Linked DNA regions of Mus musculus: region 2 is linked to region 1. The links are chromatin loops, found by intact Hi-C in ENCODE. Cell type or tissue: left cerebral cortex. All regions are shown on one strand. Each heading gives the region's core, and the rest is flanking DNA. Links, peaks and the distances in the headings are about the cores only.

Region 1 (2,909 bases), core at 281-2,780:
ATAAGCTGTGCAGTTTATTCACATGTTAAGAACAAATCTCAAGTAGTTATCATGTAAGAAAATGCCGTAGTTTTTCATTTCCATCCAGTAAAAGGCACGATTTCTTTCAAAAATTGTGTGTGATGACCATCTGAATGAGAAACTGAAAATCCCAGACTTGTCTTTAGTCTCTAGACCTGAGGGTACCCGACTGGCCGGCAGCATGGTTTTCAGAAAGAGATGCAGAGAACACAGGGAGTGCACAGAACATTCTTGCTCTCCACGAATCATTGTCTGCCTCTTAAACCCCACATTCTGATCCCAAATGGTGACAAGGAATGAAAGAGCAACCACAGGGTCTTGTGTATAAGTATCCACACAGGATTTCCTGTCTCTGAGGTGGCTTTTACATAGGTATTAGCCTGTGGCTGATAAGATCTCCCAACAGTTTTGCTGCTTATTTTTTACATTTTAAAAATCAACTTGCTTAACCCAACTAAGGCTATCCACACCCCCACACATGATTACTTATGTTATGAGATGAATGCATGCTGACACTGAGGTGTTTTTTCTGCTGTGTGAGACAGGGATCTTCTTATGTTGACTGGGCTCAGGGGGGCCTACTGCCTCTGTGCTTAGTCTGGGACTGATTTTTAATAACTGTTTTGGGAAAATAGTTCAAATTCTCCACTACTTTACTTGGAAGTATGCAAGGCCTAAGCAATGCATTTATATTTAATCATTTTATCCTATTGACCAAATTCTTCATTCCTTCTTCTTTCTTCGTCTCACCCTTCTCCTCTTCCTCCTCTTCCTTCTTATCTTGCTCCTCCTCTTCCTCTTCCTCCTCCCTTCTGAGACAAGGTCTTACCTGTAGGCCTGGCCAGCCTGGAATTTGCTACACAGACCAGATCCTCCTGCTTCTCACTTCATGGTGCTAGGATTAAAAGCATTTGCCACCACATTAAAAGCATGGATCACCACTCCCGGCCCATTCATCAAATTGTTTAGCACTTGATATACATAGAACACAGGAATACTGAGCAAATTTACAAAAACAAACAAAAAAAAACCAAAAAAAACCAAAACAAAACAAAAAAGACTTATTTTGTGTGTATGGGTGTGACCCACGTACATGCCTGATACACACAGAGGCCAGAAGAAGAATTGGAACTGGAAAGCAAGAAACAGAAAAGAAAAAAGGAAAGGAAGTAAAAGAAAGAAAAGAGAAGATCCAAGCACAGGCTTGAAGTCTTCTGGGTGGATTTGAGAGGCTCATCACCTAAACTTTGCCTTGCAACGTTTTTGTCAGCCAGTGAGATCCAGTTCCACACACCGCATCCGGGAGGAGCTGTGCTAGCCCTCTGGGAGTTTATAATTAAGTTCAGTGTGTGGAGGATGGAAGGGGAGGGAAATGGCATATAATTACAGAGTTCTGTTGGTGAGCGCCTGCCGGGCTAAGTGGCAGAAGTAAGAGAAGCGGATAAAGCTTTCCGCATTCTTAAACAAAAGTCCCTCAGAAGTGCCTGGAGGAACCAGGGAACGGGGTGTGCCTGGTTCTTTTTCTTTTGATTGCAGCCAGTCCCCGGCTTGCAGGGCTTCGGCTGGAGGCGCGCTGCCACTGCCCCCCTGGTCCTTTGGATCTGGGCCGCAGTCCCGGGACAGCCTCGGAGGACCGGCCGCCAGCGCGCACGGAAGTGCGCCCGGCCTTCTCCTGTGGGAGGCCACCGTGAGCGCGACTTCCTCTTTCGGCGGGGCGGCCCGGCCTGGCCGGCTCCTCCTCCTCCCCGGCCTCCTCCCCCAGTCCGGGCTGCTCACGGTTCCGAGGTACTGTGCTCGCCCCGCCACTTCTCAGCGCCAGGCACCGCGCGAGCCAGCGACAGAGCCGGAGTCCCGGGTCGGACACCGCTCCTCCTGGGTGCCGCCCGGCTCAGCTTCGCGCCGCCCGGCCGCCCCGCCGCCCTTGACCGCAAGCGCACAGCACAGCTCGGCAGTTCGGGGGCGCGCAGGCGGCGGGCCGCGGCCACCGAGCACCGGGACAGGGACTGAAGTCTTTCGGCTCTGCGCCCCGCGCGCGCCCCGGCGATGGCTGCTCCCGGGCGCCTGCTGCTACGCCCTCGCCCCGGCGGCCTCCTGCTGCTGCTGCCGGGTCTCCTGCTGCCCCTCGCCGACGCCTTCAACCTGGACGTCGAAAGTCCCGCCGAGTATGCGGGTCCCGAGGGAAGTTACTTCGGATTCGCCGTGGACTTCTTCGAGCCCAGCACGTCCTCGTAAGTGGCCGCGCTCGAGTCCCCAGGCGCCCCCTCCCCCACCGCGCACCCTCAGCGGATCCGCACCCAGCCGCTGGCTCCAGGGTCCTCCCGGCCCCAAACCCGCCTACTCTCTCCATGCCGCGGCTGGCCCAGGTCTGGCATGGATGAAACTTTTGTGGGGATGACCTAACCTGACACTCAGCATCCAGTTTCACCGTGTCCCCAACTTCTTCTGATTGGCTGGGGACAGTGCGAGAGAGCTTTGAAGGAGCTCTGTTAAGCATCCAGGAAAAGTGAGACATCTGTACAGGCTTGTCCTGCGAGACTTTTGGCCATCTCTTGTCATTCCGTAACTTGCTTCACTTGGCCCCAGAATTTTTTTCTTCCGTATCAACCAGTTAGCCTCTTCCTAGTGCTTTTTGCTTTCTGAAATTAGCTCTTCCTTCGTCTGATTCTCTCTCTCTCGCTCTCTCTCTCTCTCTCTCTCGGTTTTTTTCCCACTCCTCTTCTAGACACTCCGATGACTAAAGTGACCAAATTGTTGTATTAATTTGTAAAGGACTATGAGACCTTTGCGCGTTTAAGGTCCACCAGATGAATGGAATGCGTCATCTGCTCCTTTCTAGTCCACTATTTAGGTCATTGTTCAGACAGAGCGAGGGTGTTTGCTGAGTTTTC
Region 2 (2,909 bases), core at 96-2,595, 48 kb after region 1:
CTGCCTCTAATATTTGCCTCTGACCCAACCAACCACTGGGTCAAGGCCAATCGGTTGAGAACCATTATCTTAAACCAGGACAATGTAATTTTATGAATAACCTACCATTGAGCCATGTAGTTATAAGAAGCCTGCAAACGGGTGGGAAGTGGAGACTGAGTGAAAAAGAGGAGTTTTAATAAGAATGTGCTGATGAGGAGCTGGAAAGACTGCTCAGTGGGTAAGAGCACTGGCTTGTCTTGCAGAGGGCTTGGGTTTGAGCCTCAGCACCCACTTGGTGGCTCATAACCACCTAAATCCAGTTCTAAGGGATCCAAAGCCCTTTTCTGGCATCTGAGGGTGCCAGGTACACATGTGGTACACAGACACACATGAAGACCTGGTACCCCCTTACTCCTAGAAGAATCAGGTGGATCTCTGTTAGTTTGAGTTCTGCCTGGTCTACAGAGCAAGTTCTAGGACAGCAAGGGCTACACAGAGAGACCTTGTCTCAAAAAGCCAAACCAACCAAGTAACCAACCAACCAACCTAACCAACCCAACCAACCAACCAACCAACCAACCAACCAAATAAAAAAACCCACCCATAGAATAAAATAGAAAATTAAGAGGAATAACAACTGTCAGATAGAGTTTGATTTTGTGTGTGAGGATGTTCTCTTCTTTCAGTTACGCAGATGTGTTTATTGGAGCCCCCCTGTTCATGGACCGAGGTTCCGATGGGAAACTCCAGGAGGTTGGCCAGGTCTCAGTGTCTCTGCAGAGAGCAGTGGGAGACTTCCAGACTACAAAGCTGAACGGCTTTGAGGTTTTTGCCAGGTTTGGAAGTGCCATAGCTCCATTGGGAGACCTGGACCAGGATGGCTTCAATGGTAAGATCCAAGCGCCTTTCTGTGTCACCAGAGGAAGTCCTAAAACACCATGTACAGGAGCTCCTATGTGCAAACCTCCCGGAAAGATGGAGAGCACATCACAGACACCAAATTTAAAACCAGATTGCTATTTCTTTTTCCTTGAAAATGAGCAAAAAATGTCAAAACTTGGCTTTCATGAGCTAGAGATGATTGAATTCTGAAAGGAGCCTCCAATCTCAGGGAGCCCTCTGCATCCTGCTGCCTGTCAGTGCCCTCTAGTGTCCATTTGCTTCCAAGTGAAAAACTACCTCCCAGCCTTTGTCAAAGCAGTAATGACTTAAAGCCTAACTCAGGCACGAGTTTCCACTAGAGGTTTTTTTTTTTTTTTTTTAAATAGTCGCAGCTTTATAGTGAAACCTCAGAGAGAGGTTATATATCTTTTCATGGGGACTTGTAAATGGCTTATGCTCATTGTGTTATGGTGGCCTTATATTTCAATAGTTTCAGATACCTTTTAAAATAAAAGTTGGCTTTTACTACACAGCTCTTTTCCGAAGCCTGAAATACAGATTAAAAATTAGATACATAAAATTTAGGTTACAAGGATTTTTGTAAAAGGATAGTGAGGAGAGAAGAATTGTTGGTTTCTTTGCATAATCAGCAATATATTTGGGTTTAAGCAACATATTAGAAAGTTATTAGGAAGAAGACTCGATAAATTCAGTGGTACAGATGACTCTGACTGCATAGTGGAAGGAAACACCTCCATTCCTGCCCTGTGGACAGCTGTGTGTCACAGGCCAGTTTGAATAACCTTAGAAGATTTCAGACTTAGGGAATAACTAGACCAGGGTATATTTTGCTTCCTAAAATAGTCTTAAAATTTTTTTTTTGTCATCAAAGAACATAGCATTCAACCTTAGAATAAAGCTTATAACAAGTTATGGAAAGACCACTGTAGGTCACTGCTCACTGACAGTAAAACCTGGAGGTAAGAAAGAAAACTGTATTTGATTTTCTACCTTGTGTAAAATTATCAGGTCCCTTTCATTTCAGCTGGGCTCTGTCTCCCAGGCTTTCTGGAACAACTAAGACAGAAAGCTGTTGCTTTGTTCCAAAGGTATTCCAGTCACTTTAAAGTCACATTTCCTGGATATTGTCATCTTGCTTTTCATATTTTTGTTATGTTATTTGACAGCATGTGTAAACAACAGCAAAAAATCTTTGAAAAGATTTTTACAAAGAAGTTTTACTGTTAGGAGATAAATACCTTAGGAGGTGTTGATGGTCTGTAGGGAACCGTGAATGGTAATTCTTTAGTGGAAGATTACCTGAGCCATGTTTATGTAAACATGCATTTTTGTGCTGTTAGTTCCAATCTCATTTTGTTCAGATCTGGTAACAGTGAATGCCTGTTTCAGTCCTCCACCTCACTAGGTACCAGCAAAAGGCGAATTAGTTACGTGTTGCTGTTACCAGATATGAAGCAACTTAAGGGAGTGTCTTAGTTAGGGTTTTACTGCTGTGAACAGATACCATGACCATGGCAACTCTTATAAGGACAGCATTTAACTGAGCCTCACTTACTGGTTTAGCGGTTCAGGCCATTATCATTATCATCTTCATCTTCAAGGTGGGAACATGGCAGCATCCAGGTAGACATGGTGCAGGAGGACCTGAGAGTTCTCCATCTTCATCTGAAGCTTGCTAGAAGACTGTCTCCCACATGGTCTTTTAGCCCATACCCACAGGGACACACCTACTCCATCAAGGCCACACCTCCTTATAGTGCCATTCCCTGGGCCAAGTATATTTAAACCACCACAGGGAGAAGGGTTTTCTTTAGCTTACAGTCTGAGAGCAGTGGCAGCAGAAGCATAAAGTACCTGGTCTATCTGTCTATCTGCAGAATGCAGAGCACAGATGGGAAGTGAGGCCAGATGATAAGGCCTCATGGCCTGCTCCCTCTCCCTGAAACACTCATCCACTTTCCCAGTCAGGGTCCACCTCTGTGATGTCCCACAGCTCTCCAGGTCAGCGCCACTAGCTGGCGACC

The links. Hi-C counts contacts between places; a loop is a spot of excess contacts. Peaks named below come from ENCODE experiments on the same cell type or tissue, not always from the same donor. Only the 100,000 strongest peaks of a DNase experiment are listed, where the experiment ranks them.
Region 2: a loop joins it to region 1, with 2.1 times the contacts of the local background. A loop is called at or near these places in 11 of 42 quality-filtered maps.

What each region holds. Positions count from the first base shown.
Region 1 is chr2:83,722,671-83,725,579 of GRCm38, forward strand. Itgav (integrin alpha V) reads left to right here and starts at 1,727. Exons shown (of 30, transcript NM_008402.3): 1 at 1,727-2,249. The coding sequence starts at 2,065. In left cerebral cortex, for the core only: no CTCF peak of the experiment used is centred there; DNase peaks (open chromatin) are centred at 1,631 and 2,348; H3K4me3 peaks cover 1,756 bases; H3K27ac peaks cover 2,131 bases.
Region 2 is chr2:83,770,467-83,773,375 of GRCm38, forward strand. It overlaps Itgav (integrin alpha V), which reads left to right. Exons shown (of 30, transcript NM_008402.3): 12 at 669-871. Among named protein-coding and RNA genes, the nearest start is that of Fam171b, 41 kb to the right of the region's middle. In left cerebral cortex, for the core only: a CTCF peak has its summit at 1,125 (motif pointing left); a DNase peak (open chromatin) is centred at 1,111.